Regions from separate parts of the Homo sapiens genome. Here region 1 is linked to region 2. The links are chromatin loops, found by intact Hi-C in ENCODE. Cell type or tissue: Calu3. All regions are shown on one strand. Links, peaks and the distances in the headings refer to the core of each region. The heading gives the core; the rest is flanking DNA. Region 1 overlaps LOC124905177 (a long non-coding RNA gene). Region 2 holds the start of MID1IP1-AS1 (MID1IP1 antisense RNA 1).

Region 1 (5,373 bases), core at 303-5,302, 210 kb before region 2:
AAGTAAAGTGAACACTTACAGCAAACCTGTTTTTGACTCCTTCCCTTACCCTCTCAGAAAAGCCCATTGAACTATGCATTTGGAGTCTCCATGTTACATACAAGGAAACAGAGGCTGAGAGGCATGCTTACCGCAGAACAAAGCCAGAACTGGAGTCCAAAGTCCCGGTACACTTTATTGCTTGCTACCTGGAAGCCAGTCTAACTCCCTGACCCTAAATCCTACAAGATGGCCTCTCCTGATGGAAGTTGAGTTGGGTATGGAATGGCTGACCCTCTGAGTGGAGAGGGCTAGAAAAAATCCAGCTCATCCCCAGCCAGCAAATATGATTGCACCAGAAGCCACAGACCTCATGAGGCTGGCCTCCCTCCGTTTACACCACAGAGCTACCAGGCAGGGACAGCTGCTAACTTCCCCCTGTTTGTGTGTCTGTTCTCTGCTGTTCCCTGCAGCAAAAACCCAAGACAACTCTAAAGGTCGAGAGCACTCACCTTAGGGGGCAAGTAGGGATTTGGGTTCAGCAGCTGTGAGCTACGGAAACATGGGTATCAACTCTGAATGAAAAGGTTACAACGTTGGCACAGGGGGCATGCCTGGCCCATGAGGAAGGAAAGAAAGATTGCCTTGGGTTGGAGACCACATTGTCCAACAGAAACTGCCTTCCAGCACTCAGAAGTCTCCTTGGTGCTTTCCTCACAAACTATCAATCTGCTGCCCATGATGTTTGAAAGCAAAGCAGTTCAGTGTTTAAAGACCTAAGCTGGGGTTTGGGAGACATGGGCTTCATCCAGTCCTGTGACTTCCTTTAAGACTTTGGACAGGCCATGCTCCCGTTCTGGGATTCAGTATCCTCCCCCATAAAATAAGGGAGTTGAATTGGGGTCCCTGAGCCCTCTCCCAGCCCCACTAGCCCTCATGGTCAAGGTTAGCTCTAAGACCTGCATGTGGGGCCTGCCTGAATCCACCACAGCTCACAGACATTATTAGAACAGAAGTCCTAGTCGGATTTCATTTTTCTTCCAAGGCTGTTTATTGCCTAACAAAATGTACTTAGTGGTAAATTCGTGACTGTGATGTTAAACGTAGGCTACAAAACCAGAGACAAAAAATATAGTTAGGGGAGGGGTGTGCAGCACAAAGCCAGAAGAGGGAGAGTTATGCAGAGGGTGGGGAAGCCTCGAATTCACAGGAGCATCTCATAAACACAGGCACCGTTGCTTATTTATGCACATCCTATGCCCTGTCTGAGTTCCGCGTGGTCTCCACTTCTTGTTAGCTTTTCAGCTGCACACCAGGCCCCAGCTGGTAGTGGCTAATTGCAATCAGCAGGTGAGAAATGTAGGTTCTCCGAAAAGGAATTATCTCCAGCACTGGGAACCATTCTGGGAAATGTAACAGACCTGGGAAGAGAGGGGGAGATGTTTAAAACCTGAACTTCTGTGAAAAGCATTAATTGAAAAAGACAGCACCGCGCACCAGGAACCCATGACTTGCTCGCCTGAAAATATAATGAAGCGACTTAGCGTGGAAGGAAAGATGGGGGAGCATTTCCATTTCTGCACAAACAGCTCCTGCCTTGTGCACACAAGCCCTGCCTGCCCTCTTTTTCCAAGAGCCCCAGGGAGCACAAAGGTTTGTTCTTGTAATTTCATGGTTACCTTTACATTTTTTTCTGCGCGAGTAAAATGACTTCACCAAACTAAGGACTTTTTATTTATTTTTTAAAGACAGACTGCATGCAATCTACTGTGTAGCTGAATGACTTGAGGAAGTAAGTTCGAAGTGGGTTCACAGTGTCTCGAGGTCACTGAATACCAGGTGTTCATTCAGCCTAGTGCCAAGTAAGAGAGTGGGACATGGGTGTAGCCATATACCCTAAAATGTTCAGCTACTTGAGGAAGTGAGCCCCGAGTCAGGGAGCAAAGTCCTGGCTGGAGGCTCATCTGTGTCCCCAGCCCTAGGCTGCTCTCTGTGGCTCCTGTCAGAAGCACCTAGGGACAGGAGAAGGACCTGGGTGGCCTTCATAGGTTTTACTGCCTGGCCCTATAAAAACCCACCTGCTCACCCACAAAATTGGCTTCTCTCTGTGTGTTATCAGGAAAGGGAGTGAAAACCATACCAGAGGGGTGATTTGAATTTCATTTTCTCAATATGTCCCCCATGGGGAACGCTGTGTGGTGTGCATGCTGATTCAAAGAAAATTGTCTCTGCTCACAGGGGTTTAAGGCCAGTCATGGGCAGCTCACATTGCATAGGGCTGTGGGGCGCCCTGAAAACCACCTGGGGGGGGCACACAACCAGGGGACTGGCCCAGCCACCTTTATGGAGAGGCTGCCCCTCTCCATTTGGGCAGGCCCCAGAAGCCCTGAGGACTGCTGTATCATCATCTATAAAATGAGCGAATTGAATGCCACGACCCTTCACCTCACTTCGCCTCTTGGATTCCATAAAAGGCAAGTGATAAGATGTGGCTTCAAATACAAAAGATTCGCTCCCCAAAATAAATGTTGCCTGGGGTTTGGGGGAGGGTGGGTGGCTTTGTTGTTTCTTCCTTTTGGTTGTTTGTAGGACAAAGGGGAGGGGGAGGTTAGGCTCCGGAGCCGATCTCAGAAAGAACCACAGTCCCTGGTGGGAGGTCAGACTAAGGACAGATACTCTGATGAGGCCAGGGAATCTTTGTCCACCTGCAGTACTCCCCCTCCTTCAACTCCCCAGCCACCTCACGGGCCAAAGGAATGTCAGAGGAGAGATTAAAGTCTCAAGGGGAGGAGATAAAGAGGCCTCGAGACCTTCAGCCTTGGAGCCAAACCCCAGGCTTTGTGATCAAAAGACAAATAAACAGCAATTCCCACCGGGTCTCTCAAATCTGCTGAGCGGCACAAATGTTTCCTCTTTATAAACAAGCTTACCTGGAGAAGGCAAAGAAAACCAGACCCTGAAATCCCACACCGTTTTTGGCAGACCCCTTAGGAGAAACTGCTGCAGACAGCTTATCAAGTGCCTTTCTTATATCGCTTCGAAATAAGATGTCCAAATTTGATCATAAACTGCAAACAAATGGAATCAGCCCACTCTTCATACGAGCTTCCTCATCCTGACACAGGGAAGGTTTCAAGTATGAGAAGGTTTACAATTAGAAGCCGCCAGAAGGATTTCAGAGGCCACTGGATCAGGAAGATGAGCAGAGAGAGTAGATCGCCTGTGGCCTCTTTTCAACAAATATTAGGCTCTGTACTGCCAACTTGAACAATTCTAGGGGGCACTATTCACATTGAAGTCTATAAAGCTGTGTTCCAGGGGGCGTCATTCAACAGGGAATGCAGTGCCAATGGTGTCCTGTGGAGTGAAGAAAGGCAAAGGCCACAATGAGTGCCCGCTAGGTGCCACCACTTGGATACACCAGAGTACATATAAAGCAAATCTCTGCCCCAGTGACACTTACCCTCTCATTAGTAAGTTATGTAGGAAGGTAGACGGCAATGCCCACTATAGTAAAACTACATTAGCATGGAGAGTGGGGAGGGTTGCAATTTGTAGTAGGGTGGTCAGGCAAAAGTTCCTGAAGGTGAAGTTACTTTAGAGCAAAGATGTGAAGAAATGAGAGAATGAAGCCTGCCAGAAGGCTCTCTAGGGTAAGAGGGACCCAGGTAGAGAGGACAGTGAGCACAAATGTCTTAAGGCAAGAGCATGCCTGGTAGAGCCAAAGTGTACCATGGGAGCCAGTGGAGCTGAAGTGGAGAGGCTGTGTGTCTCTGCAGGTCCTAAGTGTGGTAGAGAATCACAGAACATTATAGCTGGTGCCCTCACTGCTCCATCAGCCTGCTCTGCCAGGCGGGGATCTCAGTAGCCACCTCGCAGGGTTCATAGGACTCCTTAGTTCTCCATTAACTAACACCTAGTCTCAGATACAGTCTCGTTTAATTAATAACCAACTAGGAGTAATGCCCCACCCCTCTGAGTCCTTAGCTCACCTGCATTTCAATGAGGGTGGCTGTAAAGACAAATCAGTCTTCAGACCTCAAGCAGCAATCTTGGAATGCTGTGAGAGGACTGAGAGATGCTGAATTCTCCCTGCTTTGAAGTGCTGGGTACCTAAGACCATGGGGTCTCCCACACAATCCCCTGCCACCATCTTCTGAGCAGGGCTCCTCATAGTGCATCTTGGAGATGGAGACACGCAGAAAGAGAGAGGGTGACTTAAGGTGTCCCTCACCAACTCCCTCAGGCTTACTGCAGAGACAACACCCTCTTTCTTCTCCAATCTCACCATACACAGAGTGATTGAATGAAAGTTTGCCTGACCCTCCCCCACCACCTTTTCCCACAAGAAAGTGGAGTAACCAATGGAGAAAATGAACTGCATCTTGGACTCATCTGATTTTGCTCAGAATCTCTGGCTCAAGCATCTAGGATTGATTCGATCTCTGTCATACTTACGTACCCAAATGCCCTGACACAAAGAGTAATGCAAGCAGTGTCTACCCTGCGCAATGTGAGACGGGGCTTGAGGGGGTGACCCAGGCATTTTGATGACAAGTTTGTGGCTGAGCACCCAGAAGATTTCTTTGGCCAGAACCTCCTCATTTGCTTTCCAGCATTTATCAACACCAGCAATGTGCCGTGCAGACAGAGCCTCTAAGCAGAGGTGACACTGGAAGCAGGAAGCCTGTTGTCCTGGAAGCCTGGGGCACCTGGGTTCCACTGCAAGGCTGTGTGATTGTATCAGTTAAGGTTCAGTCAGAGAAGCAGAAACCACCATGAGGCTCTAGAATGAGGGCCTTATGATAGGGACTGAACCTTCCACAGGTGTAGAATCTGATTAAGCAGTCTATGTAGGTCTGCTGCTCTGCATCTAGCTTTGATCCTGAACACAGTAGAGTTGGCTGTCAGGAAGGAGAGATGCACATGAAGTGGGGGAGAACATGGACAAACTAGAACCCACCCTGGACAGATGAAAACCCCATCAGTTTCTCACCATCTTCAACTTTACTGATGCAGGTGACCTGCAGGCTAGGCCGGTGCCCTTTACCAATATAGTTGCACACACGCCCAGCCTTGGGACCCCAGAAAGCCAAGGTAGGAGGCCTGGATGGGACTGAAGGGGTTGCAGGCCTGGCTGTCACCCACATCAGCAAGGTAAGCCTTCAGATCAGTGATGACACCTGTGAGCTGCAACAGTGCCCACTAGCCCTTCTCCTGACAGTCAGAGCATAGGCATGACTGCTGCTTCACTTCCACCCACAAATTGCACACAAATTTCTCTTCTGGCCAACTCCAACCGGAGATAAAAAAGAAAGGAATTCTGGGAAACACAGTTCCAGCTTAGCTACTACAGTACAAAGCCACCACAGTGACTTTGACATCAAACCTCAG
Region 2 (5,373 bases), core at 317-5,316:
CTTTTAACAGCGAGCATCATTACTCCTAGGTCAGAATCACTGTTTATATATAAAAAGTCTCTTACATGAAGAAATATTTTCAAAAATAAAGTTAATAATTGATAACTCTTTAGAGTTTAGTTTTTCTATCTACATGTACTTTTCTGTATTATATATACTGCAATAATATTCCAAAAACAACTTTCAGTGAATGTCCCCAAAGTTCTTGCTATCACTTGCCCAAACTGTGATTTTTTAATTTTTATTTATTTATTTATTTTTGGTTTTAAGTCAAGTTCTCCTTCATGGCTTTGAGAAAGGAAATAATTTACTTGTTGCTTCACGTATGTAATTAAAATTATGCTTTTCCTTAAAATGGACATATTGTCCTAAGCCTCATATATTCACGAAGAATGTAGGGTGGGGGCAGAAATGGAGACACGAAACAACATTTAGTTTAAGAGAGAAATGTGCAGGTCAGCAGGCCCAAACCCCCACAGGCAAGCAAACGGACAAAACCAAGAGTAACATGAAAGGTTTTTAAGCATGAATTGAGGAACAGAAGCAGCAGAGGAGATGATTGGAGCAGCATTTGTTTCCCCCCCCAATCTAGAAATTTTATTTCCTGTGTACACTAGCCAGTGGTTGTAAACAACCATTTAATTGGTGTAAAGAACTTAATTTCAATATAAAGTGACTCTGGGCAGCATTGGTGATGCCGTTTCCGAGTTGTAGCCACTGTAATTGTGAATATTAACTGAGATAGTGAAACATGGTGTCCGGTTTTCTATTGCATTTTTTCAAGTGGAAAAGTTAACTAAATGGTTGACTCACACAAAGTGGTGGAGAAATTGTGCATATGTCATTTTTTTGCTAAAACCTTTTGTTTCAAACTATACTGCTTTAAGATCTCATTTCAGAAGGGCATAGTCTTCAGCCACAGTTGTGATGGTTGTAAATGCTCATAATTGGGCATTCTTAGGGTTTTTTCCATCCCTGGGGTTTGCATGTTGTTCACTTAAAGCATTCCTAAAATGGTTGGCTTCTGGTTTGCAAGCCAGCTGATAATGGTAGCAACCAAAGACTCCAGGGTGTAAGCATATGAAAGACTCTGCTTGCTTGTGCTAGAAATAACAGCATCTAAAGTGAAGACTTAAGAAAAAACTTAGTGGCTACTAGACTATCCTTAGGACTCTGCATTAACTCTATAATGTTATTGCTTTTTTTAAGCATATTTGTCAGAGTAGTCAATATGTTAAAACTGAACATGTATGAAAGTTGCTTAGATAAATGTAATCACTGTAAACATCAAAAAAGAGAGAAACTTGTAAAGCATTTCAGCAGTGCCTAAAGAAAATTTTAAGCCTCAAACACTTTATATATAATCTCATTTAATTCTCACTGCAACTCCATGAAGCAGTGTAGTTATTTTTATGCCTGATTACTAATGTGGCAACAGGCATGAAGTTAAATGCACACAATTAGTAGCAAGAGGATTTGCACAGTTTCTGGCTCCAAAGTCTTTGAAAGTCTTTGTGTTTCTACCATGCAGCTTTTTTCTTTTTTTCAGTTTCCTTTATTTTTTGCTTGCACTTTGATATTTTAAAGGGGACACGAGACAAGAGGCTGTATGCCTTACTTTTGGTGCTGCCTAGCTTATCTTTATACAAATTAAAGATTAACTTTCTCTGGCAACTGGCAAGCACCCATCTTGACACTTCCACATTTTTTTTCACTGCTGCTAAAAGCTGATAGACTTGAACTGCCCCTGCCCGCCAGCACCACAAAACATTTTGCTTGTTTTTTAAGACCGCTAACTTATATGTATTTTAAATTCAAGCCCTACGAGCTTAGAGAATGCCTCATGACTTCAACAAGTTGATCTGACATTTATACCCCAAAACAAATAATGAAATAAAGAATATGCAGAGCACATTCTTTTACCTTTCCCACCATCCCAGCAGAGCATCATAATGGCACCTAAGCATTCCCAAGGGCTCCACAGCAGCCTTGATCAGAACTGCTGTCCACAATTGCAGACTGGCTCACTGAAAAACTGGAAGCATTACTGGACGCCGCTCAACAAAGCTTAGCCCTTTTTGGAACTAGTGAAAGAAGTCATCGATCATGTTGTAATGCATTTAAATGTCTACTCAGATAAACATAAAAACCTGTAAGGTGTGTGCACTAGGATTAGCTGGTCTTCCCTTCTAATTTTCACTTCTCAGTAACCAAGTGAAATTTCAGCCTTGTTTTTATGCCTCAAAACACTTTAGCTTGTGCTTGAGCTTCTTAAAAAATTCAAAATGTTAATTACGCACTCCAATAAGTTAGCCAAATTGGTTGAAAGATACAATATATGTACCTTCCCAAATATTTTAAATATTTCTGAACTTTTTGTTGAGATGTATGGTCTTATCTTGGTACTGAATTAGAAATAAAGTTTGGAAGTAAATTTTGTCAGTACCTAGTTCCCAAACAAAGCTAAATACTTGCACAGATGAATATCCACCACCATGAAATACCAGAGAGAACACAAAATTTACTTTTGCTAGTAAATCAATTAAATTGATTTTTATTTAATGACGAAACCATTCATTGGCAGATTAATGAGGACCAGACGCTTGTCCAATTTAGTTGACACATTTGCTTTTTTATTTTTTAGAATATAGTCTACATCTGGATTAAAAAAAGTTTTAAATAAATTTAAGACATACAACAACAGTGGAACCCTTCATCATTCTATGTACAACACGATAGAATGTCAGTTGGTTCCATTTCGGTTAAGTCCACTTTCTCATAATAATGTTATTATTTTCACTGAGTGGCAAGCTACGTACAAGCTGGCGAAATGCCAGCTTATACACACTGGGGTGGGGGTGGGGACGGGAGTGGCACGAAAGGGATGGGGTGGGGGTGCCATAGGACTACTATACAGTGTAACAGAAAATCATTAATAAAGTAGTACCGATTACCGACAGACAGTGCTGTTTGTGCGCTTATCACAATGGAATCGCTGAAGTTTCAGAGCAAGGAGGAGATTCGAAATACTTCACACAGGGCCAATGTTACAAAAAGAAATAGTGCAAACAGGAAAACTGATGCAATCCTAGCAACGCCTGGGCCTCCACCGGCCCAACCGCAGGGCGGCGGGAGGCTACGCGCCCCGCCTTCCCCAGCACCCAGCTCCGGGCTGCTTTCCCAAGTGTGGCAACCCAGCGCCGCGCCCTGGTATGGCCCCTTCTCGGGCCCTCTCCTCCGAAAAGAACAGAAAAGAAACCCCAGGAAAGGCACAGGCTGAATGCAGGGCGTCAGCCCAGTCCCATTCCCACCAACATAGAATGCAGGCCCCCTCCCAGGAGGTTCCTTGGGCCCTCCCATCTCCGGCCACCATTTTCTTCTCTCTCACACGTGGCCCCCTCCTCCACGCAGCCCCACCGCGCCTCCTGCACGTACGCAGCCCCCCAGTTTGCAGTCTGCCCTTCCCGCCCCCCAGCCAGGAAAAAAAAAAAAAGCTTTGAGGAATGAGAGAGGGTGAGATGGGTCGAAGAAGGTGCTGGGCAGCCACGGGCGCCACGCCTCAGTGGCCCCAATTGCCGAAGCCGATCTCCTGCTTGTATCTGTTAGTGAGGATGTTGGCTTTGCGCGTGAGTTTCGAGAGCACAGTGTGCAGCCCGCGCAGGTGGTAGTGGAACTGCTGTTCCAGGTCTTCTTCGCCGGCGTCCGCACCCTCCAAGTGGCCCAGGTCCACCAGGATGTCCTTGGACTTCCAGGCACTGCCCTCCTCGCTCCCAGCCGGTGGAGGCGGCTGGTGCAGGACCCCCCACTCGATGTCGTTGCGGATGGACTTGAGAAGCACGTAGTGGCTGTACATGTCCCGAGAGGGCGCGAAAAAGCTGCCATTGGCGCTTCCCGAGTCGGGGACTGGGGGCGTGCGCTCCTCCAGGCAGCCGCCACTGCCGCCTACCTCCACGCCAACATCGTTGTCTAACCCGGGGTCAGCCAGGGGCACGTCGCGCAGCAAGCTGGGCACCATCACCGTCTGGTCCATGTTGTTCACGGCGCCAATGAAGCGATTCATGGCGTTAAAGAGCGAGTGCTTCTGGTTGTAGGTGTCGCAGATTTGCATCATGGTGGCCGCGCGGACGTTGGAGCGCAGGGACGCAGGGGCACGGGGATGGTCGGCCGGGTCAAGGGGATGCCCGCCTTCACGCGCTCTCCAAGGCCCGCGCTGGGGGCCTGGCTATAGCCGGTGTGGCGGGATTCCCGGCACTCCTCCGCCCTCGCCAACTCTCGTCTCGCTGGCAGACCGGCCCTGCGGGATGGGCGGCTTCTCCTGGCTTTGGCGCCCGGAAACTCGCGATGGCTGAGGGTGCTCTGTGGGTCGAGCCCTGGCCTGTTTGATACACGGAGACGAAAGAACAGATTAGATTATTCACCCTGCTAGGGGGCCTGGCGCCCTTGCCCGCGCGCACCCCCTTCTCTGGCTACAGCTCGTCCGGGACGGCGCCTGGGTGGCTCCCCGCGGCTGGGCAGTCCCACCTCCTCGCCCACCTACGGCCGCGGGGAGAAGGGTGTCCCCCCACCACCACAACTTCTCCCTCCGAAAAGCCTGAGCTCAAGCAACCAAGCTGGCCGGGGCAGCGATGGGGCGTGGGCACCCACCTCCTCTTGCGCCTTGAGACTCTCCTGCTCGTTGGCAATTCAGTGTTCTCGCTGCAAGCGGCTGCTACGCAAGGGCGCTGCTGCGGTCAGTGGCTGGACTGTGACTGCGGACGGCGGTGACTGCGTTGGCCCCCTACCCATCCCAGGTGCTCAATTTATAGTCCAGGAAAGGTGTCGCCGGCGCTCAGGGCCACCCCTGGTGTCTCCTCCTCCCGCCTCCCCCGGCAGCACCGAGATAAAAGGCCCAGGCCGGGATGACCGCGAGTAACACTCGCCCGGCCCTTTCTACAGCGGGGGCGGGGCGCGCCGGGCCAGCTCCGCCTCTCGCCTGATACCCGGGCTGAGGGAGGGCGCCGGGGCAGGCCAGGGCAGGGCAGGGCAGAGCAGAGGAGGAGGGATTGGAGCAGCTGGACCCCGCCAGCACCAAGCCCTGGGCAGGCCAGATGAGGAGGGCCGGGCACAGCGAGGGTCAAAAAGGCGTCGGCGTCCGGACCGACTGGAGGGTGGGGCTGGCATGTGGGGGCTGGGCGGGCCTTGCGCGCGCTCCCCGCGTGGGATGACCAGAATGCACGTGCCTTGGTTGCAGAGTGAGCCCCTCAGCCCCGAATCTGGAGTGGCCGCGGCCGGGAAACAGGAACCCGGGTTTATTATTAGCCGTCGGGGAAGAGGGGCCGGCAGCAGGTACAACTCCATCCTGGGACTCTTACGTAATAAAGGGTGACCGGGCAT

The links. Peaks named below come from ENCODE experiments on the same cell type or tissue, not always from the same donor. Only the 100,000 strongest peaks of a DNase experiment are listed, where the experiment ranks them.
Region 1: a loop joins it to region 2, with 5 times the contacts of the local background. A loop is called at or near these places in 3 of 110 quality-filtered maps.

Annotation. Positions count from the first base shown.
Region 1 is chrX:39,015,256-39,020,628 of GRCh38, reverse strand. LOC124905177 (a long non-coding RNA gene) reads right to left here. Exons shown (of 2, transcript XR_007068213.1): 2 at 1,007-1,400. Among named protein-coding and RNA genes, the nearest start is that of MID1IP1-AS1, 210 kb to the right of the region's middle. In Calu3, for the core only: a CTCF peak has its summit at 3,357 (motif pointing right); DNase peaks (open chromatin) are centred at 3,358 and 3,888.
Region 2 is chrX:38,803,685-38,809,057 of GRCh38, reverse strand. It overlaps MID1IP1 (MID1 interacting protein 1), which reads right to left. Exons shown (of 3, transcript NM_021242.6): 2 at 4,645-5,373; 3 at 2,526-4,375. The coding sequence starts at 4,111. The coding sequence ends at 3,560. MID1IP1-AS1 (MID1IP1 antisense RNA 1) reads left to right here and starts at 5,175. Exons shown (of 2, transcript NR_046706.1): 1 at 5,175-5,325. RefSeq lists a silencer at 4,843-5,062 and an enhancer at 4,865-5,373. In Calu3, for the core only: no CTCF peak of the experiment used is centred there; DNase peaks (open chromatin) are centred at 3,147, 4,317, 4,947 and 5,307.